Linked DNA regions of Homo sapiens: region 1 is linked to region 2. The links are chromatin loops, found by intact Hi-C in ENCODE. Cell type or tissue: heart right ventricle. All regions are shown on one strand. Links, peaks and the distances in the headings refer to the core of each region. The heading gives the core; the rest is flanking DNA. Region 1 overlaps LOC124902678 (a long non-coding RNA gene). Region 2 overlaps MS4A15 (membrane spanning 4-domains A15).

Evidence for each region. Hi-C counts contacts between places; a loop is a spot of excess contacts. Peaks named below come from ENCODE experiments on the same cell type or tissue, not always from the same donor. Only the 100,000 strongest peaks of a DNase experiment are listed, where the experiment ranks them.
Region 1: a loop joins it to region 2, with 5 times the contacts of the local background. A loop is called at or near these places in 20 of 110 quality-filtered maps.

Annotation. Positions count from the first base shown.
Region 1 is chr11:61,179,955-61,194,901 of GRCh38, reverse strand. LOC124902678 (a long non-coding RNA gene) reads right to left here. Exons shown (of 4, transcript XR_007062691.1): 2 at 11,732-11,799. Among named protein-coding and RNA genes, the nearest start is that of PGA3, 16 kb to the left of the region's middle. RefSeq lists enhancers at 402-901, 902-1,403. In heart right ventricle, for the core only: CTCF peaks have their summits at 6,968 and 7,173 (motif pointing right); a DNase peak (open chromatin) is centred at 7,161.
Region 2 is chr11:60,770,062-60,785,008 of GRCh38, reverse strand. It overlaps MS4A15 (membrane spanning 4-domains A15), which reads right to left. Exons shown (of 7, transcript NM_001098835.2): 4 at 13,662-13,718; 5 at 11,525-11,617; 6 at 11,059-11,172; 7 at 8,276-9,404. The coding sequence ends at 9,294. Among named protein-coding and RNA genes, the nearest start is that of MS4A10, 7.8 kb to the left of the region's middle. RefSeq lists enhancers at 8,678-9,307, 9,308-9,937, 9,938-10,569 and a silencer at 9,452-9,571. In heart right ventricle, for the core only: CTCF peaks have their summits at 9,259 and 9,477 (motif pointing left); a DNase peak (open chromatin) is centred at 9,478; H3K4me3 peaks cover 336 bases; H3K27ac peaks cover 1,436 bases.

The DNA of each region.
Region 1 (14,947 bases), core at 5,956-8,455, 410 kb before region 2:
TGTCAGGTATGAAGTTTTCATTGCTAGAAAAGGTAGAGAGGAGGGCTGGGCATGGTGGCTCATGCGTGTGATCCCAGCACTTTGGGAGGCCGAGGCGGGCGGATCATGAGGTCAGGAGTTCAAGACCAGCCTGACCAACATGGTAAAACCCCGTCTCTACTAAAAATACAAAAATTATCCAGGCATGGTGGCGCGTGCCTGTAATCCCAGCTACTCAGAGGGCTGAGGCAGGAGAATCGCTTGAACTCGGAAGGCAGAGGTTGCAGTGAGCTGAGATTGCAGCATTGCACTCCAGCCTGGGCAACAGAGCGAGACTTTATCTAAAAAAAAAAAAAAAAAGAAAGAAAGAAAAAAAAAAAAAAAAGGAAAGGTAGAGGAGGCTTCTGGGCCTGGCTGGAGGCTCCAAAACCACGCCACTGTGGAGGAGGAACACAAGCCTCCTGTTTTCGACCTCAGCAAGGGGTGTGCCTGTGTAATCCACGGTGGAGCCTGGAGCCTGCTCCTGTGTCCCAGTCCACGCTCCGGGATGGGCTCAGGTAAAGCTGTAGGCAGGCCCCGGCCAATGCGTCCTCCGGGGGTGGGGGATGTGGGGCTCAGGTGGGAGGTGTCACAGTTCCCAGTTTCAATGCTGAGAGCTGTGACCTGGGCTGGAACAGCTTGCCTTCCTGCCCTCCTGCCCTGGGCGGTCTGAATTCTCCCACTGGGCTACATCCTCCCCTGCCTCTGAGCCTTGGCACAAGCTGTTCCCTTTGAAAGCGTTTCTCTGTCATTACCTAGAGTGTCAGAATCCTTGTGGAAACAGGTGGCCCACCTAGAGGTTTGAAGAGATTTAGTGAGGGGGTGGGCAAGGGTAAAGGACCCCAAAAGCGATGAGGAGGCACCGGGAGCCAGCAGCAGTGGAAAATCAAAAGGAGCGCAGGGAGGGACTAGCACTGCCAGGACCCAGCTCGAGCTGGGGCTGAAGGTGGAGGGTACTGGAGCCTGGGGGTCAGTCTCTCCGCCTCGGAGCAAGGCAGATCCCGGTGGAAGGCAGGAGAGAGGAGGAGGGGGAGGGCCCTTGCTAATGCTCTCCTTCAGACCCTGCTCCCCCGTACCTTCCTCCCATGTCCTGCTGCCGCCTTGCCCCCCAGCACCCAGCAGATGGTGCGTGACCACCTGCAGTCGACCCTGTGCTCAAGGGGAGGGGCGGGGTCTTATCCTTTTCCTCTGGCACCCACCCCAGTCTGGCACAGAGCCCAGAGATATCAGTATGTAAAAATGGCAAGGAGAGCCGGGCACGGAGGCTCATCCTGTAATCCCAGCACTTTGGGAGGCCAAGGTGGGTGGATTGCTTCAGTCCAGGAGTTCGAGACCAGCCTGGCCAACATGGTGAAACTCTGTTTCTACTAAAAATAGAAAAAATTAGCCAGGCATGGTGGCACACGCCTGTAGTCCCAGCTACTCAGAAGGCTGAGGTGGAGAATCACCTGAGCCCAGAAGGTTGAGACTGCAGTGAGCCATAACTGTGTCACTGCACTCCAGCCTGGGCGACCCGAGTGAAACCCTGTTTCAACAACAACAAAAGAAAATATTTTAAATCTACAGAAAAAGTGCCAGAATAGTGCAACAAATTCCCATATATTTGGGAGGCTGAGGAGGGCAGATCACCTGAGGTCAGGAGTTAGAGACCAGCCTGGCCAACATGGCAAAACCCCATCTCTACTAAAAATACAAAAAAATTAGCCGGGCGTGGTGGTGCATGCTTGTGATCCCAGCTACTAGGGAGGCTGAGGTGGGAGAATGGCTTGAACCTGGGAGGTGGACGTGGCAGTGAGCCAAGATGGCACCACTGCACTCCAGCCTGGGTGACTGAGCGAAACTCCCTCTCCAAAACAAACAAACAAACAAACAAACAAACAAACACCTCCCACAAATTCCCATATATATTTCACTCAGATTCATTATTATTATTATAATTGCTTTTAGATTCACGTATTGACATTTTACTGAATTTATTCTCTTTGTCTCTCTCTCCATACACATGCATACATGCATATTATTATTATTTTGGCTGAATGATTTGAGTCAATTGCAGACATCATGATCCTTTGCTCCTAAATCTTTAGTGTGTGTTTCTAAGGACATTTGCTTACGTGGATGATGTCAAAATGACCACAGGCAGTAAGTCTTACATTGATACGATACTATTATCTAATACACAGCACATATTCAGATTTCACCAGTTGTCCTAAAATTGTCCTTTTTTGTGATTTTTAATTTTCTGTTCCACAACTCAATCCAGGATCGCACATTCTTTTGGGTTCCAGGTCTCCCAGGTGTCCTTTGATCTTGAACAGTCCCTCCCTCTGCCTTTTTCATTCATCACGTTGACACTTTTGAAGAGTATAGGCCAGTTGTTTTGCAGAATGTCCCTCAACTAGGGTTTGTTTGATGTATTCTTTCTTTATTATTATTATTTTTTGAGACTGAGTCTTGCTCTGTTGCCCAGGCTGGAGTGTAATGGCGCAATCTTGGCTCACTGCAACCTCTGCCTCCCCAGTTCAAGCAATTCTCATGCCTCAGCGACCCCAGTCGCTAGGATTACAGGTGCACACCACCACGCCCGGCTAATTTTTTAATTTTTATTTATTTATTTATTTATTCATTTATAGAGATGGAGTTTCACTATTGTCGCCCAGGCTGGAGTGCAATGGAGTGATCTCGGCTCACTGCAACCTCCACCTCCCAGGTTCAAGCAGCTAATTTTTGTATTTTTAGTAGAGACGGGGTTTCACCATATTGTCCAGGCTGGTCTGCCACTCCTGACCTCAGGTGATCTGCCCGCCTCGGCCTCCCAAAGTGCTAGGATTATAGGTGTGAGCCACCGCACCCAGCCTAATTTTTGTATTTTTAGCAGAGCCAGAGTTTCTCCATGTTGGTCAGGCTGGTCTCAAACTCCTGACCTCAAGTGATCTGCCCACCTCAGCCTCCCAAAGTGTTGGGATTATGGGCATGAGCCACCGCACCCGGCCTAGGGGTGACTTTCTAATTCTATCATTTCTTTTACATTTTACATTTTTAATTGGCATTCTTTGGTAAGGAAAAGCTTTTCTTCTTCCTATTTATTTACCTATCTGTTTGTATTTCTTGATCAGTGTGGTGTCATAGATTCCTGCTTTGGTCAGTGAGTTCTAATCCATTATTGCCATTTATTTTCATGCTTAAATTGCCCAGTATTCTTTAAACACATTCCAGCATTCTTTGTGTTTCTTGGTGTTATGGGTTGAACTGTGTCCTCCCTAAAATTCATACGTTGAAGTCCGTGTAGAAAGTAAAAAGTTCCTCTTCAACGTTTCCCTTCTTGTTAAAGATTAAATCATAAGTGTTAAAAATAACAGTTTCTTTTAAAAACTAAGTTCCTTCAAGCCTCCTTACTTTATGCAAATAACTTTGTTGGGCCCTATCCTACGTAGCTGTTAAACGTGCTCATAGGCTTGTAGTACATTCTACGTCCTTGTACCTTAACCAATATATTTGTGCTGGACACGCTCACAGTCACGTTCCAGCTCGCAGCCTATGCCCCTTCCCTATTTGGCATAAGCAACTTCCTCTTTTCCTTTATTTTTCCATTACTTTTACCTATTTAGAAAAGTTTTAAACTGTTAGCCAATCGAGTTTTAGTTTAGATTGTGAGGTCTGGCTCCAGCCAATGAAGACAGGACACAGTAGCAGGGACCAACTGCATAAAGGATAAAAATTGCTTCCCTCCTTTGTTCAGGTGTGTTCTCACCATTGTTGCATCTGCGACGAGCACCCTTTCTGCAGAAAGTAAAAATGGCCTTGCTGAGAGAATTACATTTATGTTCAAGTACCATTTCTTTGCAGAACTGGGGAACAAGCATTCTGTTTCTAAATAAACATTTTTACATATAACAGTCCTGCCCCCCAGTACCTCAGAATGTGACTGTATTTGGAGACAGGGCCTTTAAAGAGGTGATTAAGGTTAAATGAGGGCTGGGTGCGGTGGCTTACACCTGTAATCCCCAGAACTTTGGGAGGCCGAGGCAGGCGGATCACCTGAGGTCAGGCATTCGAGACCAGCCCGGCCAACATGGTGAAACCCTGTCTCTACTAATAATACAAAAATTAGCCAGGTGTGGTGGCGGGCATCTGTAATCCCAGCTACTGGGGAGGCTGAGGCAGGAGAATCACTTGAACCTGGGAGGTGGAGGTTGCAGTGAGCCGAGATTGAGCCACTGCACTCCAGCCTGGGTAGCAGAGCAAGACTCCATCTCAAAAACAAACAAACAAACAAAACCATTAAATGAGGTCATCAGGGTGGGCCCTAATCCAACGTAAGTGGTGTCCTTATAAGAGGAGGAGATTAAGACACAAACACACACAAAGACCGTGTGAAGACACTGGAAGAAGACCGCCATTTACTAGCAAGGAAGGAAGCCTCGGAAGGAACAACCCTACCAACACCTTGAGCTTGGGCTTCTAGACCCCAGAATTGTGAGAACACAGATTTCTGTTTTTTTTTTTTTTTTGGTGTTGTGTTTTGTTTTGTTTGAGACAGAGTCTTATTCTGTTGCCCAGGCTGAGTGCAGTGGTGCAATCATGGCTCACCATAGCCTCAGCCTCCCAGGCTCAAACAACCCTCTCACCTCAGCCACCTGAGTAGCTGGGACTACAGGTATGCACCACCATGCTTGGCTAATTTTTGATTTTCTGTAGAGATGGGGTCTCACTATGTTGCCCAGGCTGGTCTCGAACTCCTGGATGCAAGCAGTCCTCCTGCCTCAGCCTCCCAATGCTGGGATTACAGGCATGAGCCACCGTGCCCAGCGATTTCTGTTGTTTAAGCCACCGTGTCTGTAGCATTTGTTGTGGCAGCCTGAGCAAACTCATCCAGGCGGCAATGTCCACGCTTCCTGCTTTTGCAGAGTTGCACTCAGCGTGCACCTATGACGTTGGGTTTTCTTAACATTGAGTTCACATGATGTTCATTCCAAAAGTATTTATTAAGCAGCTATTATTTTAGGCACAGAGGATTCATCAAGAAACAGGACAGACCCAAATCTTTGCCCTCATGAGTTTACACACCAGGGAAGGAGACAGATAACCAACAAGATAAATAAGCAAATTATAGCGTGTGATTCTGTGAAGCCAGAAAGAAACTACAGTAAGGAAGAAGATGGGGAGTGTCAGGACGGTTGACATTTTAGACAGAGGGACCACAGAGGGCCCCACCCTGGAGGGGGCGTGTGAGTGGAGACTGGAAGGAGGTGAGGGAGGGAGAGTGCTTGTTACTCATGATTTGAGCTGTGCTTTTCTTTTCTTTCTTTTTATAGGCAAGTCAACTTTATTTTTTTGGTTTGCATTTTATCCTTTCCATTGTTTATCCATTACGTATCTACATACTTTTTTTTTTTGAGACAGAGTTTCGCTCTTGTCGCCTAGGCTGGAGTACAATGGTGCGATCTCAGCTCACTGCAACCCCCACCTCCCGGGTTCAAGCAATTCTCCTGCCTCAGCCTCTGGAGTAGCTGGGATTACAGGCTTCCGCCACCATACCCAGCTAATTTTTGTATTATTAGTAGAGACGGGGTTTTGCCATGTTGGCCAGGCTGGTCTCGAACTCCTAACCTCAGGCAATCCACCTGCCTTGGCATCCCAAAGTGCTGGGATTACAGGCGTGAGCCACTGTGCCCGGCTACGTTCTTATTATTAGATCTTGCTGGGTGCAGTGGCTCACTCCTGTAATCCCAGCACTTTGAGAGGCCAAGGTGGGAGGATTGCTTAAGCCCAGGAGTTCTAGACCAACTTGGGACACATAGCGAGACCCCCATCTCTACAAAAAATTTAAAAATTAATGGGGCATGGTGGTGTGTGCCTGTAGTTCCAGGTTCTTGGGAGGCTGAGGTGGAAGGGTGGCTTGAGTCCAGGAGGTTGTGGCTGCAGTGAACCGTGCAACTGCACTGCAGCCTGGGCAACAAGTGAGACCCTGTCTCAACAAGAAACAAATTTAAAAACTTTAAAAAGTAAATGAACAGGCCTTAAAGTAAAACATTGTCTACCTGGGAAATATTTTTAAATAGCCAAATATATGTGTCTAACCATTGGAAACATTTAAAAGTCATAATATTTATTTAGAAGATAATATTAATTGTAGACTTTCTTTAGGAAATATATTTATTGTAAAACTGTATTCTATAGTTCATATAACCTTTGTAATAAAAACTCAGGCAGCTAATTTTTCATTGCATTCTGTTCTGCACAAACATTTTTGCAATATATCAAAATTGTGTATTTGTAAAAATGGTCTGTGCTTTTCTTTAGACAGATGGGCAGATGTAGTCCACGCTCATCACTTTAAGAGCAAGGAGCAGGCCGGGAATGGTGGCTCACACCTGTAATCCCAGCACTTTGGGAGGCCAAGGCAGGCTTATCACGAGGTCAGGAGTTTGAGACCAACCTGGCCAACATAGTGAAACCCCATCTCTATTAAAAATACAAAAAATTAGCTGGGCATGGTGGTGGGTGCCTGTAATCCCAGCTACTTGGGAGGCTGAGGCAGGAGAGTCGCTTAAACCTGGGAGGCAGAGGTTGCAATGAGCTGAGATGGAGATCACGCCACTGCACTCCAGCCCAGGCGACAGTGCAAGACTCCGTCTCAAAAAAACAAAACAAAACAAAAAAACAAAAATTAGCCAGGCATGGTGGTGCGTGCCTGTAGTCCCAACTACTTAGGAGGCTGAGGCAGAAGAATCTCCTGAACACGGGAGCCAGAGGTTGCAGTGAGCCGAGATCGCGGACTGCACTCCGGCCTAGGCGACACAGCAAGGCCCTGTCTCAAAAAAAATAAATAAACAAAAGAAAAAGAGCCAGGAGCAGATTCTTTCCTATTGATAATTTCCCTGCTCTTAGAATCTGGGGTGCCTTCCATCTTTCACTGGTAATAGAGTCCCTGGGAAAATCTTTGTAGCTAATATATATTTTATAACTAATAATAATAAACATATATTTACTTATGTGAGATGTATTTCTCAAAATGGGATTCGCAGGTCTAAAGGTAGGAGAGTTCATATTACAGTGGTTTCATGTCGCTAAGTAACTGTTTAAGTAGATGGAACCAATGGGCGGGTCTAAGACCACCACATGTATGCATGTAATATCCGCCTTGGCCACTAGGCGTCAGTCCTCCACTGACAGTAGGCTTCCTGATGGCCTTTTTTCTCTGGGGAATAATTCACTCCAGCAGGAACCCAGGCAACCCCAGCAAAGATATAGCCTCCTCTCTATTGGGGGTCTTTCCCTCTCTTTTATAGAATAATGCTTAGCTTTCCCACCATCTTAAAAGCAATCACGGAAGAAACTCAGAAAAGTATAAGGAGAGAAAAAAATTGTCCATACAGTTGCCTTTTGGATAGAATGAGTGTTAAATCCTTTGGCTAACTGTTAACCTTTTGGTCTTTGTCTGGTGTTTAAAATAGAAATAGCTCGGCTGGGCGCAGTGGCTCACGCCTGTAATCCCAGCACTTCGGGAGGCTGAGGCGGGCGAATCACGAGGTCAGGAGATGGAGACCATCCTGGCTAACACGGTGAAACCCTGTCTCTACTAAAAAATATAAAAAATTAGCCGGGCGTGGTGGTGGCCGCCTGTAGTCCCAGCTACTCGGGAGGCTGAGGCAGGAGAATGGCGTGAACCCGGGAGGCGGAGCTTGCAGTGAGCCAAGATCGAGCCACTGCACTCCAGCCTGGGCGACAGAGCGAGACTCCGCTTCAAAATAAATAAATAAATAAAATAAAATAGAAATAGCTCATGCTACGAGGTGACAGGCATGTTCTAAATGTTTTATATGTTAAATTCATTGAGTCCTCACTGTAGTCCTAGAAGGCAGAAACTGTTCTTCCCTGTGATTTTTTGTTGTTGTTTATAAAGTTTAACAGCTTTATTGAGGTGTGTCTCGCATATCATAAATTTGCCCATCTGAAGTGTACAGTTCAGTGGTCTTTTTCATGTTTACGGAGTTGTAAAAGCATCACCGTGATTTAATCTCAGAACATTTCCAGTACCCCAGGAAGAAACCCACATGCATTAGCATACCTACTCTTGCCCTTACCCATGACTAGAAGGGACTATTCTTATCCCAAGTTTACAGATTAGGACGCTGAGGCCCAGAAACAAACTTTTCCAAGGTCACGTGACTCGTACATATCAGTGCTGGGGTTTGAACTCGGGCAGAAAGGCTCTGGGCCCCGCATGCCTGGCTACTTGCAGACATCATGATCCTTTGCTCCTAAATCTTTAGTGTGTGTCTCCAAGGACATTTGCTTACATGGGCAATGTCACACTGTTCACATGCAGAAAGTCTAACATTGATGTGCGCTCAGCAAGACTGGGGTCATGTGACTTAAGATGGCTGCAGAAAAAAACAAATTAAAAATATTTTTTAGGAAAGGTCAGGTGTGGTGACTCACACTCGTAATCCCAGCACTTTGGGAGGCTGAGGCAGAACGATTGCTTGAGCCTATGAGTTCAAGACCAGCCTGGGCAACATGATGAGACATCGTTTCTACAAAAAAAATCACAAAAAAATTAGCCAGACGTGGTGGCACGTGCCTGTAGGCCCAGCTACTCCGGAGGGTGAGATAGAACTGCTTGAACCCAGGAGATTGATGCTGCAGTGAGCTGTAATCATGCCACTGCGTTTCAGCCTGGGCAACGGAGTGAGACCCTGTCTCAAAAAAATAAAAACATAAATAAAAGAATAAAAAAAAGGCCGGGTGTAGTGGCTCACGCCTGTAATCCCAGCACTTTCGGAGGCCAAGGCAGGAGGATAACTTGAGCTCAGGAGTTTGAGACCAGCCTTGGCAACATATTGAGACCCTGTTACTCTAAAAAAAAAAAAAATTTTTTTTTAAAGAAAAGAAGAAACAAAAAAGATAAAAAACCAAAAAGATGGCTGCATGATTGTCTACCTATGCTGGGGCACTCTGCTTAACAGACACTGGGAGGCTCCGGATTTTCCCTTGTGTAAGAGACTCTGAAGATTACATCCCTGCTCATATATGTTTCTGGGCATTTCTGACCATTGAGTTAGCCTAAATCCTGAAAGCAAAATTGCTGGGACAAAGACCACACTTTTTATTTTTTTTATTTTTTTGAGACGGAGTTTTGTTCTTGTTGCCCAGGCTGGAGTGCAGCGGTGCGACCTCGGCTCACCACAACCTCCGCCTCCTGGGTTCAAGCGATTCTCCTGCCTCAGCCTCCCGAGTAGCTGAGATTACAGGCATGCACCACCCAGGCCTGGCTAATTTTGTATTTTTAGTAGAGATGGGGTTTCTTGACGTTGGTCAGGCTGGTCTTGAACTCCCCACCTCAGGTGATCCACCCGCTTTGGCCTCCCAAAGTGCTGGGATTACAGGCGTGAGCCACCGCGCCCGGCCTGGCCATACACATTTTAAGAACAAATCAACTCCAAAAAGGCTGTATCAATTTACACTCACAAGAAGTGTCCAAAAGCTGTCTTTTAAAAAAAAAGTGTTTTATTTCTTAATATGCTTTAATGCTTTTTTCACTTTCCCCAAATTATAAACTGTAGGCTAATGACACCACCTAGAACTAAGGACGTTTACTCAACACAATCTACTGATAGACGTTATAGTCACTCGCTGTAATTTCTTCTCACTTCTTAAGAAACAGCATAAAAATAATGAGAAGAATAGGCTGAGATTCTTTTCAGAAGATTAGAAATGAATCCCAGGCAATGTTCATGAATAATAAAAAGCCTCCCAAGCTTAAGGACTCTGATGCAAAACCGGAATTGGGAATGATATACTCAGTTATCTTTTCGAGCTTCCATACAACACAGAGATCCTACAATCCAAAAACGTTTTAAAGAGAGACATTTTTAATTTTGATAAGAACCATCTTTTTCTCCACATTCTCTCTCAACAAAGTTTATGAATCTCTTTGGTCTGCAGTTGGTAAAGGATAAAAGTGGAGGGGGCAGAATTCTGCTTTGTTATTTACATTTATTTTATTTTATTTTTCTTAGAGACAGGGTCTTGCTGTGTTGCCCAAGCTGGAGTGCAGTGGCATGATCACAGCTCACTGCAGCCTCAATCTCCTGGGCTCAAGCGATCCCTCCCACCTCCGCCTCCCCAAATGCTAGGATCCCTCCCACCTCCGCCTCCCCAAATACAGGCATGCACCACCATGCCTGGCCAGGGTTTTGCCTTGAAGATCAGAATTCATCCTCATGCTGTGGGCACAGGTTACAAATATAGAACCTCAAAAAGAGTTTTATTTATTTATTTATTTATTTTATTATTATTATTTTTTGAGACAGGGTCTCACTCTGTCTCCCGGTCTAGAGGGCCATGGTGGGATCTCGGCTTACTGCAACCTCCGCCTTCTGGGTTCAAGTGACTCTCATGCCTCAGCCTCCCAAGTAGCTGGATTACAGGTGTGCACTACCATGCCCAGCTGATTTTTTGTATATTTAGTAGGGACTGGGTTTCAATGTGTTGGTCAGGCTGGTCTCGAACTCCTGGCCTCAAGTGATTCGCCTGCCTTGACCTCCAACAGTGCTGGGATTACAGGCATGAGCCCTGCCTCCAAAAGAGTTTAACTCCCTCCCTCTCACCGCTGCACTTGATGAGTCTTTAAAAAAAAAGTTTGAATCATTAATAGACACCAGCTCCAGCCTGTGGCGTGGAAATCTTCCCCTGGCTCCCTGAAGACAAAGACAGACATTTAAGGGTGCAAACCCTGACCAGCACGCTGTCACCTCTCAATAATACAAAAATTAGCCAGGCGTGGTAGTGCACACCTGAAATCCCAGTTACTCGGGAGGCTGAGGCAGGGGAATCACTTGAATCTGGGAGGTGGAGGTTGCAGTGAGCTGAGATCACGCCATTGCACTCCAGCCTGGGCAAGACTCTATCTCAAAAAAAAAAAAGTGTGATTGAACAAAAAGGGAATGATCTAGTGTTGATAGACTGAGTGGAGAAGCCCAGAAATGCCCGTCTGTTGAGATTCTTCTTGGTCTCTCTGTGCAGCATTCCTTCCTCCAGGGTATGGGGCAGGACTCCTCTGAAGTGGAGTTTTATGACCTGCAGTCGGCCAGTCAGAGAATTTCTTTATGAACAGAGGCAGGGGAAGATTAGAATATATTTTTAGGTGCTAAGGCCTGCCTTAGAGAGAAAAAGGAGCAGGTGAAAAGAAGGCCGAAGGAGGTCAGGGAGAAAGATTCTGTTTTCTGGGGCCTGGTTAGAAGCCTAACACACTCCAACCTCATAACAAAAGACAGTAACAAGGGCTATGCGGGTTATGAGCCAGGAACTGTGGATGAAAACTGATGTGTGTTTATACATATACATATATATAAACACACATTTTATATATATACACATAAAATAAAAAGTCAAAAGTCTGGATATTTATGTGAAATCCCTGATCTTTAGCTGTTAGCAGCTAATTAATTTGTTTTTCAAGAAACATAGTGTGGGCCAAAACTTAAGCAACTGTGGGATGTGTAGGTTTTTATTTCTGGCCTAGAGTTGGGAGTAGAAAGGGGGCTAGAAAGGGAGGGTGTAGAGGGCTAGAAAGGGAGAGTAGAAAAGGGGTAGAAAGGGAGGGTGTTCAATTCATGTTTGTTGAATGAATAACACATGGAATGCATTGATTTTCCTTCCACTTGTAAAGAAAGACTACCAGGGTCAGATAAACCAACTGACTTACTGAGAACTCCCACTTGATGAGCACCCGCTGTAATTCCCCTGATAGGATCCAGGCTGGAAACATTTTGTCTGCCAAATAAAAAGAAATAATTAAAGTGTATTGCTAATCAAAAGAGACAAAAAAAGAACCACTAGGAGCTTCTGCTTGCCTGAGATGAGAAGAGCTACCTTCTTAAACTGGCATTATTCCAGGCGAAGGAAAGAAAATGGAATGGTGTGGCTCCTTCTGGGACTTCCAGGGCCCTCATGTTCCCATACAAGATCCAGATCCAGTCTGTGCCCATCTTGGGTAGAGCAATGCCAAGGCTGATCTGATCCCCAGGGTTGGGTTGCAAGTGACTTGGGGGCTCTGTATCTTTTTTTTTTTTTTTTCTGACACAGGGTCTACCTCTGTCACTCAGGCTGGAGTGAAGTGGCACAATCAATCTCTGCTCACTGCAACCTCTGCCTCCCTGGCTCAAGCAGTCCTCCCACCTCAACCTTCCTCGTAACTGGGACTACAGGCATGCGCCACCATGCCCAGCTAATTTTTGCATTTTCTTTTGTAGAGACAGGCTTTTGCCATGTTGTTCAGCCTGGTCTTGAACTGGGCTCAAGTTATCCTCCTGCCTTGGCCTCCCAAAGTGCTGAGATTACAGGGATAAGCCACAGCGCCTGGCTGGGGTTCTGTGTCAGTTTTACCCCTACTGCCCAAATTTGTCAACATGGGATATCACAGGACATCAGCTTATTAGTAGACGTAGGGAAACTATAATCAATACTTATGTTAATTTTTTCTATATGAACTATATTTTGGGTAATCACAAATAGTTGACTAAAAAGTTTTTTTTCAAACATCAGTTTAAGGAATAAGGAAAAAAAGTTGTTTTATTAAAAAATTCCTGGCTGCGTGTGGCGGCTCACACCTGTAATCCCAGCACTTTGGAAGGCTGAAGTGGGTGAATCACTTGAGGCCAGGAGTTCGAGACCAGCATGGCCAATATGGCAAAACCCTGTCTCTACTAAAAATATAAAAATTAGCTGGGCATGGTGGCGCATGCCAGTGATCCCAGCTACTCAGGAGGCTGAGGCTGGAGAATCGCTTGAGGCCGGGAGGCAGAGGTTACAGTGAGCCAAGATTGTGCCATTGCATTCCAGCCTGGGTGACAGAGCAAGACTTTTTCTCAAAAAAAAAAAAAAAAAAAAAAAAAAAAAAAGCAAGGGGGACCTATAGCGATGGCAACTCTTGCTCTAACTGGTTCCTCTCTGCCTCTCTGCAAAGGTTACAAGGTTAACAGAGTCTCCTCTTTTATTAAAAACCCAATAATCCTGGCCAGGCATGATGACTTACACCTGTAATCCCAACACTTTGGGAAGTCAAGACAAGAGGATGGCTTGAACCTGGGAGGTTGAGGATGCAGTGAGCTATGATGGTGCCACTGCTCTTCAGCCTGTGTGACAGAGCGAGGCCCTGTCTCAAAATAAATAAATAAATAAATAAATAAATAAATAATAAATTCCAATGATTAAATTCAGAAGGAATGGTAGAATTTGGAACTCATTGTTTTGCAACTTCTAATGAAACAATGGATCTAGGGCAAAAATCATCAACAGATGCCAAAACCGTAAGGTGGAAGGTTGAAGGGTAAGTTCAGGATTGGATGGATTAGGTTGATAACACCAGGACCCGCGGATTAATCTAGCATCTGTAAGAGTGAGACAGTCAGAAATTATGTGCTTCTTTATGTGATACAATAGGGAATATATGGAACTACCTAAGAAGTATTTTAATTAAAATTTTGAATTCAAGTCTAGATCTCATGACCAGGCATAGGAAATAATGTAGGTAAAGGAACAAAAAAACAATCATTCAAATCCCATACGTGGGACATCCTGTAGGACAAATGACCTCTCCATGCTCCCCCTACTTAAAAAAACAGACTTTACTTTTTAGAGCAGTTTTAGCTTCACTGCAAAATTGAGCAGAAGGTACAGAGATTTCCCATATATCCATGCCACCCCACCTCACATGCACAGCCTCTCCATTATTAATATCTTGCCCCAGAGTGGTACATTTGTTACAATTGATTAACCTACGATGATGCTTCATTATTACCCCAAGTCCATGGTTTACGTTAAGATTCACTCTTGGCATTGAACATTCTATGGGTTTGGACAAATGTGTGATAGGTACCCACCATTATGATATTATACAGAAGGCCGGGCATGGTGGCTCATGCCTGTAATCCCAGCACTTTGGGAGGCCGAGGCAGGTGGATCACCTGAGGTCAGGAGTTCAAGACCAGCCTGACCAACATGGTGAAACCGCATCTCTCCTAAAAATACAAAAATTAGCCATGCATGGTGGTGGATGCCTGTAATCTCAGCTACTCGGGAGGCTGAGGCATGAGAATCGCTTGAACTGGAGAGGCAGAGGTTGCAGTGAGCCAAGACTGCGCCATTGCACTCCAGCCTGGGCAACAAGAGTAAAACTCCATCTCATACACACACATGCACACAAAATAAAGAACAGCTTCACTACTCTGTGCTCTGCCTATTCATCCTTCCCTCCCACCAGCCCCTGGTTACCACTGATTGTTTTACTGTCTCCATAGTTTTGTCTTTTCCAGAATGTCATATAGTTGAAATCATACAGTATATGGCCTTTTAAGATGGGCTTCTTAGCCAACTCATTTTCAACAAAGGCACCAAGAACATACAATGGGGAAAGGACAGTCTCTTCAGTAAATGCTACTGGGGGTGCTGGGCACAGTGGCTCACGCCTATAGTCCCAGCACTTTGGGAGGCCGAGGCGGTGGATCACATGAGGCCAGGAGTTCAAGACCAATCTGGCCGACATGGCAAAACCCCATCTCTACTACTTGGGAGACTGAGGCACAAGAATTGCTTGAACTCGGGAGGTGGAGGTTGCCGTGAGCTGAGATCAGTCATGCCATTGCACTCCAGCCTGGGTGAGAGAGCAAGACTCTGTCTTAAAAAAAAAAATGGCCTGGCACGGTAGCTTACTCCTGCAATCCCAGCACTTTGAGAGGCCGAGTGCTGGGATTACCTGAGATCAGGAGTTTGAGACCAGTCTGGCCAACATGGTGAAACCCTGTCTCTACTAAAAATACAAAAGTTAGCCAGGTGTGGTGGCAGACACCTGTAATCCCAGCTACTCAGGAGGCTGAGGCAGGAGGCTCGCTTCAACCCAGGAGGCGGAGGTAGCAGTGAGCCG
Region 2 (14,947 bases), core at 8,024-10,523:
AAAGTAGAGAGAATGGTTCCATGACACCCCTGTGCCCATTCGCGAGCTACAGCCACCATCAGCAGCTCTTGGCCAATCTTATTCTCCCCCAGAAGTAAGCAAAACTCAGATATCTTCCCATTTTATTTGTAAGCATTTTAGTATTTATCTCTAAAAGATATGGACTCTTTAAAAAAAAAGTGTGACCACATGATCAGAACAAAAAAATTAAAACCGAGTCCTGGTGCTCACTGAGGTCTATTTACGCTCAGAGTTTAACCCTGCAGCCCCACAGAGCTCTGTTGAACATTTGGAAACTAGTCTTTTAAAGGGCCGGGCGGTGGCTCATGCCTGCAATCCCAGCTCTTTGGGAGACCAAAGTGGGAGGATCACTTGAGCCAAGAGCTTGAGACCAGCCTGGGCAACATAGCGAGACCTCATCTCTACAAAAATTCAAAAATTCAAAAATGAGCCAGGTGTCTTGGTCCCTGTCTATGGTTCCAGCTGCTCGAGAGGCTGAGGTGGGAGCATCACTTGAGTCCAGTGAGCTGTGATCACACCACTGCACCTCAGTCCGGGCAACACAGTGTGACCCTGTCTCAAAAAAAAAAAAAAAAAAAAAAGAGGAAAGGAAAAAAGAAACTACTTTCATAGAGCAGTGGTCCCCAACCGTTCTGGCACTGGGGACCAGTTTCGTGGAAGACAATTTTTCCATGGGCCGGGGTGGGGATGGGGGATGGTTCTGGGATGAAATTAGTCCACCTCAGATCATCAGGCATTCGATTCTCATGAGGGTACCACTTAGATCCCTTGCATGTGCAATTCATAATAGGGCCCGTTCTGCTTTGAGAATCTATTGCTGCGGCTGATCTGACAGGAGGCGGCACTCAGGTGGTAGGTCATGCTTGCCTGTTGCCCCTCACCTTCTGCTGTGAGGCCTGGTTCCTAACAGGCCACAGACTGGTATAGCTCCATGGCCTGGGGGTTGGGGACCCCTGTTGTGGGGGACAAGCTTAACCCTAGGAGTCAGAAAAACCTGTTCTTATCTAGTTTTTGGTACTTACCGGGTATCAAATAACTAGTCGGAGCTTCAGTTTCTGATTATCTCACAAATGTCTTGTTACTTTTGATTTGTTCAAATCAGGATCCAGGATCCAGGCATGGCCCACAAATTGCATCTGACAGAATCAGTTGCCACATCTTGTGCCCTGATCTTTCCATGAGCACGGTGCTGCTCTGGGAAGTGTGAAGGTCTTCCGTGAGGCTGTTCTGGTGGAGGAGGTGTGGAGTGGGCTCCAGTGACCCCCAGATCCCATGACCCCCAGATCCAGTGACCCCAGATCCAGCGACCCCCAGGTACCACAACCCCCAGATCCAGGGACCCCCAGATCCCACAACCCTCAGATCCTGTGACCCCCAGATCCCATGACCCCCAGATCCCACAACCCCCAGATCCCGTGACCCCCAGATCCTGTGACTCCCAGATCCTATGACCCCAGATCCAGTGACCCCCCCGATCCAGTGACCCCCAGATCCAGCAACCCCCAGATCCCACGACCCCCAGATCCAACAAACCCCAGATCCAGCAACCTCCAGATCCCACAACTCCCAGATCCAGCAACCCCCAGATCCCACAACTCCCAGATCCAGCAACCCCCAGATCCCACAACCCCCAGATCCAACAACCCTCAGATCCCACAACTCCCAGATCCAGCAACCCCCAGATCCTGTGACCCCCAGATCCAGCGACCCCCAGATCCAGCGACCCCTAGATCCCGCCTTGGGCTCTTCCTTTTCCATCTGGCTTCTCTCTCCACATCGCTCTGCTGAGGGTGGACAGGGAAGCGCGAGGCAGAGCCAGCGGCTGTACAGATAGTCCCTGATGCCAGGACTGACTGACTTTGACTTGCTGAGCACAGCATAGCACTTCAGAGCTGACTCTGCATCTGGGATGCCTGAGTTCAAATCTTGATTCTACCTCTTAATGTTGTGTGACCTTGGGCAAGTTATTTGACTTTGGTGGGCCTCAGTTTTCCCCTCTATAAAATGGGGATAATAGTACCCATCAAGTTGCTGGAGGGTTAAATGAGTTAGAATATGTAAAATGCTTAAAAGCAGCGCCTCACACGTGTCAGTGGCCGTGCCTAATTATTTTAGTTGCTGTGTGCTTCCGGGGTCGCTCGTGCTCAGCTGTCATGCATGTTCAATGTGGCATAGACTTCGATGTCACACACACAATCAGGCAAAAGGCCACTCACCCCTCTCAGACCTGCTGGACTATGCAGGCTTCCCCTGAGGGGTAGGGGGCCAGGCTGAGCAGCAGCCAGTAGCTTTGAGAGAGACCTGTTTCTTCTGAAGGCACTTGCCTGCCCACTGTAATGCTGAGACACGTGAGGCCAATAATCACTGTCATTGGTTGCCTTGCACCCGTTCATCACCCACGACTTTAGCTCCTCAAACATGGGGTGAGTGTTTTTCCAGGACCAGTGCTTTTTTGCTGAGTAGGAAGACAGCCCCCCACCCCCCTGATACCCTTGTTCATTAACTGATCCGTTCATTGATAAAACAGCTAATGAGCACTTACTTGGGCCAGGCGCTGTGTGACATGCTGGGGATCCAGGAGTGGGCAAGAGGCTGCCCCTGGCCTTGAGGAGCTCAGAATTTGTGGTAGTCAGAGCAATGGCACCTCAACAATGTCCACATCCCTAGAATCTGTGAATACGTTACCTTATGCAGTGAAAAGGGCTTTGCAGATGATTAAGTCAAAGTTGTTGATAGGGATAGATTATTCAGTGGGCCCAATGTATTCCCAAGCGGGAGGCAAGAGGGTCAGAGTGAGTGGAAGAGCTTGGCAGGTGGAGGCCAAGGTCCCAAGCCAAGCAAGGCAGGTGGCCTCTAGAAGCTGGAAAAGGCAAGGAAGCGGGGCCTCCCTGGAGCCTCCAGAAGGAACTCAGCCCTGCCGACACCTGGATTTTAGGACCTCTGACCTCAGAACTGTCTAATAATAAGTCTGTGTTATGTTAGGCCACTAAGTTCATGGTAATTTGTTACAGCAGCAATAGGGAAAGAATATGAAGTCCATTGAATAAGATGAACAGGGAGACAGGTAACTGTGCTGTGGACGGGTGAGTGATGTGATACTGAGATGTGGGTGTGGCGAGAGCCTGGAGGAGTTCCCCTAATCTAGAAGGGGTTGGGGGATGAGGCCAGATAAGGCTTCCTGGAGGAAGTGGTATCTAAATGAAGGTCTGAAGTGGGGTTGGGAGCTAAGCAGGACAAATAGGAGGGTTGGAAGCAGGCAGAGAGCAGCCTTCCAGGCAGATGGAGCTCACGGAGACTCAGGATGGCTCGGGGTCAAGTGTAAGTGGAGGGTGAGGAGGGATGGGGCTGGAGAGGTGAACTGCTACATCTCCAGGGCTTTGTAAGTGTTGCTAGAGCATTTGGACTTTAGCCCAAGGGCAAAGGAGAGCCTGAATAAGTTTAGGCAGAACAGTAACATGATGACTTTGTACTTTAGAAAAATCCCTCTGGCTGTCATCTAGTCAAGAGATGCATGGGGCAGGCTCAGAGCTGGGGACGTGGCAGGAGGCTGACGCCTGATGTAGGTGAAGGGTGACGTGGTTCAAAGGTGGTGTGGTTCAAAGATGCAGGTGAAAAGTGATGTGGCTCAAAGGAGGAGGATAAGGAGAGTGGACTCAGTTGAGAAACCAGAGCAAGGAGAATCAGTGGAGGATGATTCTGTGTGGCTTAGAGAGAGGGGAAACCAAGAATGATGCTTGGGTTCAGTCTTGGGTGGCCCAAAGTCTATAGGGACGTCAACTGACATCAGGAACACAGGAGGGGAAATGGCTTGAGTTGGAAGAGAAGATGTAAATTCCTTTTTGTGAGACAAGAAAGTAGATGCTGAGGCTGTCTCAGCAAAAGAGATCTGGGTGGAAGACAGTGATTTGAAAACTGTCAGGATGGTGATAGATGGCTAATGTGAGCTCCATGAGAACAGAGATCTTGGCTAATGTCTGGTGTCTCCAGAGCTTACACAGCACACACCCAATCAGCACTTGCTGAATAAAAGATGAAATGAACCTGAAGTGGTGGATGAGATCATGTAGAGAGTAGGTAGTGTACACAGAGGAAATCTATGGGTAGGCAACATTTAAGAAATGGAGAGAGCTATTATTAAAACAAGGATTTTTAAAAGCCTATTGATTTTGGTGACAAGGTCAATGCAATAACCTTACAGAGAGTGATTTCAATGGGTTGAGTGACAGTGAGGAAAATAAAGGAGAGGAGAAAAATTAACCTGCAGCTGAAGGGTTTTAGGGGGTATAGATAGGGCTTTTTAAACTGGGAGAAAATTAAATACATTGAATTTGCATTTTCAAAATTACAAATTTAAATGAGCAGAACTGTAACTGAGGCAGACAAATTCTAAGGCGGTCCCAATAACCCTTCCCTTTGAGTGTGGGTAGCACCTGTGACTTGCTTCTAACCAGTAACCTATTGCAAAGGTGATGGGGTGGCACTTCCATAATTATGTTGTTATATAAATCTTCATCCTGCTAGTCAACTTGCTATAGGGATCACTCCCCAGCTGGTTTCAAACAAGTAAATGTCCATGTTATGAGGCTCCCTTGGCAAGGAGCTTAGCACAGCCTCTAGGGGCTGAGGGTAATGACAGTCAGAAAGAAGCTATGGCCCTCAGTCCCAGAGTTTCAAGAAAATGAATTCTGCCATCAACCTGAGTGAGCTTGGAAGTGGATTCTTCACCAGTTGAGTCTCCAGATAAGAGTGCAGCCCAGCCGCCATCTTGAGTGCAGCTTTGTGAAGCCCTAACCAGGGGACCCAACCAAGATGCACCTGTATCTGACCACAGAAATCGTGAGGTAATATATATGTGTGTGGCTTTAAGCCATTAAGTGTGTGGTCATTTATTGTGCAGAAATAGATAGCTAATATAGTAACTTTTTAATTTATTTTTTTCCCACTTAAAAAAATGGAGGCAACAACATACAGTAAAGTGCACAGGTGTGTCCAATTTGGTTAATTTTTATCTATGTATACACTCATGCAGCCATAACTCAGATCAAGATATGAAGATCTGCACTGCCCCAGGAGGCTACCTCACACTCCCCTCCCCTGCTGCTCCCAAGGGCCAACAACTGTGCTGACTTCTACTACCATTAGTGTATCTAAACCGTTCTTGAAATTCCTATCACTGGAATAACCCAGGATGTGCTCTTTTCTATTTGTCTTCTTTCACGTAGACATTCATTCGTGTGTTAGATGTATTGGTAGTTTGTTCTTTTTATTTATTCCTTTTTAACGAATATAGAACAGTTTATTTACCTCTATGGTTGATGGACATTTCAGTGGTTTCAAGTTTTTGCCTATGATAAATAAAGCTGTCATCAAAATCTCTTGTCCATGTCTTTTAGTGATTTCTGTTGGGTCCATATCCAGGAATAAAATTGTTGGGTTATACTGAATGTGTATGTTTAGCTTTAGTAGATATTGCCAAACATTTTTTTCCAAAGTGGTTGTATTAATTTTTACTCCCACCAGCAATGTATAAGAAGACTAGCTTCCCAAGCTAATCAACACTTCTATAGTCAGTCTTTTAAATTTTTAGCCATTCTAGTGTGTTGCGGTATCTCATTGTAGTTTTAATTTCTATTTCTCTAAGGACTAATGATGTTGAGCACATTTATTGGCCACTTCTATATCTTCTTTTGTGACATGTCTGCTCAAGTTCTTTGCCCATTTTAAATTGAGCTCTCTTTTATGTATTTATTTATTTAATTTTATTTATTTATTTTTTTGAGACAAGAGTCTCACTCTGTTGTCCAGGATGGAGCACAGTGGCACAATCTCAGTTCACTACAACCTCTGCCCCCCAGGTTCAAGTGATTCTCTTGCCTCAGCCTCCCAGGTAGTTGGGATTACAGGCACATGCCACCATGCCCAGCTAATTTTTGTATTTTCAATAGAGACGAGGTTTCACCATGTTGGCTAGGCTGGTCTTGAACTCCTGACCTCAGGCGATCCAGCCACCTTGGCCTCTCAAAGTGCTGGGATTACAGGCATGATGAGCCAGTGCACCTGGCCTACTTATTATTTTTAGGAGTTATTTATATGTTCTGCACATGAGACCTGTGTCAGATATGATGCATTTCAAAATTCTCTCCCAGTATATGTTTTGCATTTTCACACTTACAATGTGATTTTTGATAAACAGAGCTCTTAATTTTTAATAAACTCCAATTTCTTTTATGGTTTTTATGTCTTTTGTGGTTAGTGTTTTTTGCATTTCTAGTTTAGTAAATCTTTGCTTATCCCCAAATAATATTTTCCTATGTTTTCTCTTAGAAGCTTGCTTTGTTATAAAATTTAGATCTGTGACTCATCCTGAATTAATTTTTATGTACGGTGTGAGGTAGGAATTAAGGTGCATTTTTTTCTATGCCAATATCTAATTGCTTCAGCACCATTGATTAAAAAGAACGTCATTTATCCACTTAATTATGGGTGTCTTTGCCATAGATCAAAGGACTGTATGTGAGGGTCTGTTTCTGAGCTCTCTATTTTATTCCATTGGTCTTTTTGTCTATTTTTGGGCTAAAACTATGCTGTCTAAATTATTGCTAAGTAGTAAATCTTGAAATCAGGTTGTTTAAATCCTCCAACTTTGTCTTTAAGTTTTCTTGTATTTTTAAAGATCCTTTGAATTTCCATATGAATTTTAGAATTGACTTGTCAATTTCCCCAAAATAAACTGCTAAAATTTTGAATGGAATCATATTGAATTTATAGATAAATTTTGAAAATCAATGCCATTTTAACAAACTTGAGCTTCTCAGTTCATGAACATAGGATATCATTTCATTGACTTAGATCTTTGTTAATTTCTCTTAGTAACATTTTGTAGTTCTCAGCGTTCTTTTTCACAGAAATTATATCTCTACCTCCCATTTACTCTCAGTAGTGGTAGAAAACTTAATTTTGCCAATTGAGGATAACTCAGTCACTTCCAATGACTTCCAGTCCATAAGCCCTTAGCCCTCATCTGTCCTTGCTAGCCTCTGCTGAGGTATAGTTTGTCCTTGCTGTTCTCTCAGTGGTGGCCACTGTCCCCACTCTTATTTGCTGCTCATATTTGTTATAAAGTTATAGTCTCACGTAATCCACATTGCACATCTGGCCACTGGCCAGCTCAGGAAACACAGAGAGCTTTCTCACGCTTGGACTGATACACTACATGGGAATGCAGGACTATTGTGTCACCAGGCACAGTCCCCAGCCATCTTTATGTTGTGGCTCCATGCTGTCTGAATATGGGACATCTCTAGTGACCTTGTAGTCTCTAATTCCTCTTAATGGACCTGTGGTTTTTGGCCTACACACTTCCTGAGGGATTTGGTCAGCAGAGGAGAGAGGGAAGCAATCCCAGCTTGGGGCTAACCTCTCTCTTTTTCTCCCTCTCTCTCCCCCAACTCCTCCCCTCAGTTCTGAAATGTCTCTAGTCTCCTTTATATGGCAAGAAAACTGGTCCTAAATCTTCAAGTACATTTCCTCCAACTCTATACTTAATGATCTTAAACTGAAAGCTCTAAATCCTCGAGTCTCCTTTCTTGATTGTAAAAGCCAAAGCTTGTTGTACCCCTTACACCAACTCTGCACTGGCATGATCCTGAGAGTGAATGTCCCCTTGAATGGCACCTCCCTTGCCCCACCCTCATTCCAGTGTTGTGGTCACGGCACTTAGCTACCACGTGGACCACCCTTCCTTTGGGAAGACTTCACAGAAGGGGCAACGTTTAAATAGGGCCTTAAAGGAGGAGGGGGAGTTTGTTGGGTGAAGAAGAAGTGAGTGTGTTGAGGAATGCAGCCCTGCCTTAGTTTTGGGGATGAAGAAACAGAAGGAAGGAGGAAAAGGGGTTGGTGGGAAGCACTTAGGTTTGTACTAAGGGGAGACCAAGTGGTGAGAACACGGACTCTGACGTCACATGGAACTAGGTTTGGATCCCAGTTTTGCTCCTAACTAGCTCGGTGGCCTTGGGCATATAATTTAACACCTTTAAGCTTCAGTGTCCTTAGTTGTGGAGTGGGGATATGAAGGCATGTTTGTTTGAACCGAGATGGGGACAGAGTAAGTGTAAGGATTACACCACACAGAGCGAGGCACCCAGAGGTGCCCTTTTGTGACAGTGGGATAGTTACCCAGGTCCTCTGATAAACATGGGATGACCCTTGGAAGCCCCTGAGGTTAAAAAGAAAAAGTCATTGCAACAAGACCAGCTCAAAATTTAAGCCACATGGTTTATTTCCTTCTGTGGTGTGGATGAGACAAGCCATCTCATCTACCAGGCCTGGTGAACACCAGGCTGACAGTGTCTCCTTGTCCCCTGGAGACGAAGCCCAGGTCCTGTGGTAACCTTCTGTGGTAGCCTTGTCCTTGGGCTATGGGGGTGGGGAAGGGAGTGCTGAGAGGCACAGGGAGGTCCCAAACTGCCACTGCTGTGCCCCTGTCGATGCTGACTGTGGTGGTGCCTCAGGAGTGGGCTGGCGGCAGCTCTCCCCTGCAACCTCCCCTCCATTGGGAGATGGTAGGGGGTGGGGGGCGGGGCCAATGCTGACTTCATATTACAGACAAGGAAAATGAGGGTTTCCAGGAAGCAGGGGGACAATGCCTGGCCTAGACCCAGGACTTCAGGGAGCCTGGGGAGCTGGAAGGGCCTGATGAACCTTATCTGGTTCAACACTCTAGTTTCCAAATAGGAAACCTGAGTTCCATGGATGTGGCAACAGATGACAAAGGACAGAGCTGATCTTGGGGCCAGGAGACCTGCGGCCAGGCCACTACCCTGCTGTGAGGCCTTGGCCTGGTATCGGCACCTCTGTGGAATGCCAGAGTCAGACTCTTCCATTCTGGAGGATTCCGGGCTCTCTGACCTTCCCGAGGCCCGAGGGTCAGGGCAGGCCTCGAACCTGAGTCTCCAATGAGGCCAGGATTTCCCCAATGAGCAGAGAAATGCTTAGATGCACAAGGTGGGTGTCCTGGAAGGGTGACAGGGCTCAGGGAGCTGAAGGACACACACCCCTGACGTCAGCCCGGTGTCTTTTAGAAAGAAAGCACTGGGGAAAGTGTGGGAGAGATGTCCCTGGGGACACTTCACTCAGATGCCGGAGTATGTGTAGATGTGGTGAGGGAGGGCAGCTGGGATGGGGCTGGCCCCTGATGAACAAGGTGGGGGTGGGGAGAGGCTGGGCCCAGAGGGAAAAGGCTGGACTCCACCCGCAGGTGCCACATCTGCTACTCAGACGACTCCTTGGGCATATGCCACATTGTCATAGGCAGGGGGCGCAGAGGCTGCCGGGCTGGGGATGTTGAAGTCTGCGCTGAAGGCGTTTGGCAGGAAGATCACAGGCTGCAAAGAAAACAGCACTGAGCGTCCTGGAGGACGCTGGAGCTTCAGGGTAGTGGTTCAATAGTGCCCCCTTGTGGGTAATCTGAGAACAGCGCCCTGGTACTGAATTCCGCAAGTCTGAATCGCATGCTCAGGGCTCTCCGTGCAACCAATATTTCAAACAACATTTACTGGGGCCAGCTATGATCCAGGCATTGGGAGTACAGCAGTGAACAAAACAGACAAAAGTCCCATTTCTCCAGGCGCTAACGTTCTGCTGTTCTTTTTTTTCTTTTCTTTTTTTTTTTGAGACAGAGTTTTGCTCTTGTTGCCCAGGCTGGAGTGCAATGGCGTGATCTCGGCTCACTGCAACCTCCGCCTCTTGGGTTCAAGCTATTCTCCTGCCTCAGCCTCCCGAGTAGCTGGGATTATAGGCGCCTGCCACCATGCCCAGGTAATTTTTTGTATTTTTAGTAGAGACGGGGTTTCATCATGTTGGCCAGGCTGGTCTTGAACTCCTGACCTCAGATGATCTGCCCGCCTCGGCCTCCCAAAGTGCCGGGGTTACAGGCATGAGCCACCACGTCCGGCTCTGCTGTTCTTTCTCTCCCGACTGCCCTGGCCTGGTTCAGGACTTCGCTCTCTCTTGCCTGCACCGTGGCACCAGCCTCCTTGCAGCTTCCTGGCCTCGAGCCCCGCTTGTCCACCCTCTCCACCTTCCGGCACTGGACAAATCCTCTTGACTGATTTCCCTCAACCAGCTCACTCCCCTGCTCAGACCTTCAATCCCCTCACCCTCAATGCATCCCATCGTGCACCTGCCAAGGGCACCCCACCCTGTGGCCTGCATTTGCCTGCCCGAGGCAGCCTTTGCTCCAACTGGTTCCCCTGCCTTGAACACTCCCTCCAGCCCCTTTCTGTCATCACTGTCCTCCATTTTTTTTGGAAATCAAAGCTTAATTTCCATCTCTATCATGCTGCCCTCCCTGATGCCCCTGTCTCCCATGTGGCCTGGGAACTCCAAAAAGTCTCACTCCTCTGGGTGCAGCACTGCCCCCATGCCCTGAGCCTGGGCCTTCTATTCTGCAAGGCTGCCTGTGGGGCTGCACAGAGCAGTGGCCCTGTGGGTGCTGGTGCACCCAGTGCCACGGGGAGAGCAGTCCTGTCTTCACTGACCTGCGAAGACGTCTTTGGTTTTGTTTTGGTTTTAGAGACAGCCTTCCTCTGTCACCCAGGCTGAAGGGCAGTGGTGTGATCATAGCTCACTGCAGCCTCAACCTCCTGGGCTCAAGCGATCCTCCTGCCTCAGCCTCCCAACTAGCTAGGAGTACAGGCACGTACCATCACACATGGCTAATTAAAAATACATTTTTTTTTGTAGCGATAGGATCTTTTTATGTTGCCCAGGCTTGTCTCAAACTCCAGGGCTCAAGAGATCCTCCCATCTCATTTTTCAAAGTGCTGGGGTTATGGGTGTGAGTCACCATGCCCAGCCCAAAGACTTCTTTGGGCCCCCTGACATGGATGGGACACCCTTCCTAGCGCTGTCTCTTCTTATTGCTTCCCAGAGTGCAGAGGGAGGGGTCTGGAGGCAGAGCGCGCTCCCAGCCAACTGCCTTCCACACAGGCTCAGCTCAGGTTTAGTGGACGTGGGGGTGGGGGTGGGGGTACTCACTGCACTGGCCTGGGCATGGATGGCTTGGCACCCGAAGTGCATGGCAATGACCGCTGTGAAGAACTCCAGGACAGTGAAGATAGTAAGCACGGCCAGATAGCCCCTGTCCACATCCTGGGGACCAAAACCCACAGAAAGGTGAGCCCAGAGTTCTAGAGTAAGGGGGTCCCCCGAGTGAGAACCACTTGCCCAAGGTCATGCGGCTAGTTGGGAGCAGAGCTGTGCCTGGAGCCAGTCCCCCTGCCGCCAGTCCTGCACCCTCCCCTTCACCCTGCAGGCTGCCTCCTTGCTCCTTCTGATGCCTATCTTGGGGAAGGCTCAGAGGATCCATGGATTCATGGGGTCTATAGGGACTGGCAGGCCCTGCCAACGTCCTGGCGCTGCAAACTCTCACCTCCCTACCCTCCTGGACATGGCTGCATCATTTTCCAAGTTTTCCCACCCCGAGGGCCATCTGACAACGCACCCGGTTGGTAACACCAAAATCCATGAGCAGAATGGCTGTCCCAGCAAAGGCCGCCATGACGCTGAGGATGTTGGTGCCCAGGCTGCTCCTCACCTGCAGAGAGCAGAGAGACAGGAGCAGAGGGAATAGGCAAAGAGAAGGAGAAAAGGCAGGGGCTGTGGCTCAGCTGCCCAGCCCCCAGCACGCTGCCTCCCACAGCCAAGGAGGCAGTGGCCACACCACCCTGCACACAGCTGTGTTCTCATTGACTGCTCCCCTTTTCTCTTCTCCTCCCCTGGGACCTCGGGAGGAGGTCTTGTTGTCTCTCTTTCCTTCTCTCGTCTTCTTGGAAGCTGCTAGGGAGAAGGGCACCACCTCCTTTACAGCCTTTCTGGGTGGAGTTTGCAGCCTCCAGCTTACCCCGTACTGTGGCTCCCTCTCCCCCAGGCCCAGCACCTCGCAGGAGAAGCTGCAGCTGAGGCCTGCTCAGGGGCATGGGTTGGGGGAGGCTCTTTGCTGTGGACACTGAGGCCTGGTTGGGAGAGGGGTTGAGTTCATTTCTATGAGGTTCCAGGAAGTGGCTGGCGGAGTGAGGCACTGCAGACACTGGTGGGGCACCAGGCAGGGGAGACAGGAGAGGCAGGAGCTGAAGGTCTGAAGTCTGGGTGGGCTGAGAGGCCTAGGACTCCAGGGTCTAAAGAGCGTGCAGGGCAAGTGACTCCTGGGGTGGTCCAGGCAGCCACCCAGGGGTCACCATCCCCGTGCAGCCCGAACCTGACGGTCTCGTGACCCGTAGCTGGAGCCTTCTGGTTAAACTGCCCCAAGGGGAAACATTCATGGGTGGGCTGGGGACTCTAGGACCTCTTCAGGTTTAAAGACCCCTGATTCTTCTTTTTAAATGGCAATCAGGAGGTCATTGAGATCAGAACAGCCTCACAAGAAATCCATTAATTGATTAAGCCAAAAGCTTTTATTGAGCACCTACTGCATGCCAGGCACTATGCAAAGTGCTGTGAGTCCAGGAGAGAGTAAGTCAGGTCTTGTCCTCCTGGAGCTCACAGCCCGGGGGACACTGGGTTTGGTCCGGAGAGTCCTCGCTTCTAGTCCTGCCCCTCCACAACCCATTCTCTGCCCAGCACCTGGGATACCTCTCAAGTATGGAAACAGGGCAAGGAATTCCCTGCTGAAGCCTCTGTGGTCTCTCATTGTCCTTAAAACAAATCCTGAACTTGGCATTTAGGCTCTGAGTCACCTCCCCGGCCTCTCCCTCTCGGCCCACCCCTTGCCTGTGATGGTCCAGCACTCTGGTCCCCTGTCCAGCCATGGCGTTTCCCGACCGGGCTCTTCCGTGGTTGTTGCCCTCTGAACTGTGAAGACTCGGTTCCGTGATACCTGCTCAGGGACTCCAGACCGTCCCAGCTGAGCTTAGAATGACTCATATTATCCTGCCTGCTTCCTTTCAGCACTTCTCATGCTTGGCAACCATCTTTGTTAGTTTGCTTTACGGGTGTCTACAAGGCACCAGAAGATAAATGCCATGACCTTCACTGCTATGTTCATGACCTTCGCTGCCGTGTTCATGATCTTCATTGCCGTGTTCTCTGAGCCTGACATAAAGCTCATACCCTCCTGTTCAAAGCCTCCATCGCCTCCCAGTGCCTGCAGAAGGCACCAAGCCCTCCACAATCCAGCCCCATCATGGGATTAAATCTCTCTGTCTGATTTCTTTCCACTTTCCTTCTCCTACCTTTGCCTTCGTTGGATGGAGCCAGGCGTGGTTTCAGTGGCGACCCTGCCCACACTCCTCCGTGCATTCTCCAGCTTTCCCTGTGGTATTTCTAAGTCCTCTCTGCTCACCAAGGCCCAGCAGGACTCTTACAGGAGATCTTCTAGCATCTTTCCTTTCTCGGAATGACCATGAGCATGGACCTCACTTTCCACCCTGGCTTGTGTATTGAAAGAGTATCCCTGTCTTCTTCTCCTGGACATGCACAGTCTGCGTCTGGTCTGCCTGGGTGGTGCCCCTCCCCTGGCACTTTGCAGGTCCCCTGAAGTGCTGGGGAATGAGCTGAAGGAGTGAGTGGATGGGAGGGGCAGGGTAGAGTGAGATTTAGCTGTGGCTTCATCCCCGCCCCTGGGTCCCCCTGTTCACACTCACCAGGCAACTGGTGTGGTTCTTCTCGGCTGCCACTGAGAGGGATCCGGAGATGATGAACTGTATGGGGAGAGGGGACCAGGTGAGGCCTCAGCCAGGACCCTGGGCAGGGCAGACCCTGCTTGGGATCTGTCAAGAGGTGCCAGGGAGAGACAACAGCCTCCTGATGCCACTTTCTCTGCCAGGCAGGCACCTTGGGGTCTCTCGGCAGGGGTGTCCCCTGTCCAGAGAACTAGGGCTGTGGCTTACAAGGTGAGTGTTTTCATTGACGTCATATCATCAGGGCCTCATGGGGAAGGCATTGTTCCTTCAAACATTCACTCATCAAACATTTACTGAGTGAGGCTGAACTGAGTGAGCTCATGCCTGTAATCCCAGAAGTTTGGGAGGCCGAGGTGGGAGGATCTCTTGAAGTCAAGAGTTCAAGACCAGCCTGGCCAACATGGTGAAACTCCAGTCTCTACTAAAAATACAAAAATGAGCTGGGCAGAGTGGCGTGCACCTGTAATCCCACCTACTCGGGAGGCTAAGGAGCAAGGATCACTTGAACCTGGGAGGCGGAGGTTGCAGTGAGCCAAGATAGTGCCACTGCACTCCAGCCTGGGGGACAGAGTGAGACTCTGTCTCAAAACAAAAAACAGAAAAACCAAATATTTTCTGAGTGGCAGTTATGTGCCAGGAACATAACAGAGTTGAATAAGGCAGACCAGATCTCTGCCCTCAAGGAGCTTTTTTTTTTTTATTTTATTTTCTAAGATGGAGTCTTGCTCTGTCACACAGGCTGGAGTGCAGTGGCATGATCTCGGCTCACTGCAACCTCCGCCTCCCGGGTTCAAGTGATTCTCCTGCCCCAGCCTCCCAAGTAGCTGGGACTACAGACGCCCGCCACCACACCCAGCTAATTTTGGTATTTTTAGGAGAGACGGGGTTTCACCATATTGGTCAGGCTGGTCTTGAACTCCTGACCTCGTGATCCACCTGACTTGGCCTCCCAAAGTGCTGGGATTACAGTCATCAGCCACCGTGCCCGGCCGGAACTTATATTCTAATTGGGGAAGACTGACACTTAGCAAACAGTGAAGAAAAGTACAGACAGTGGTGCTAAGAGCTGTGATGAAGTCATAGCGGTCACTGGGGCTACTCGAGGTTGGGTGGGTGTCAGGGTTGTCTCTGTGAGCTGGGATGACAACAGCCGGGCACGAGGCTATCCATAAGGATAGCCCAGGGACCTGCATCATGGCACCTATGTACTTGGCAGTCGCCTGACACACTGAGGTGGGGCTGGCCCT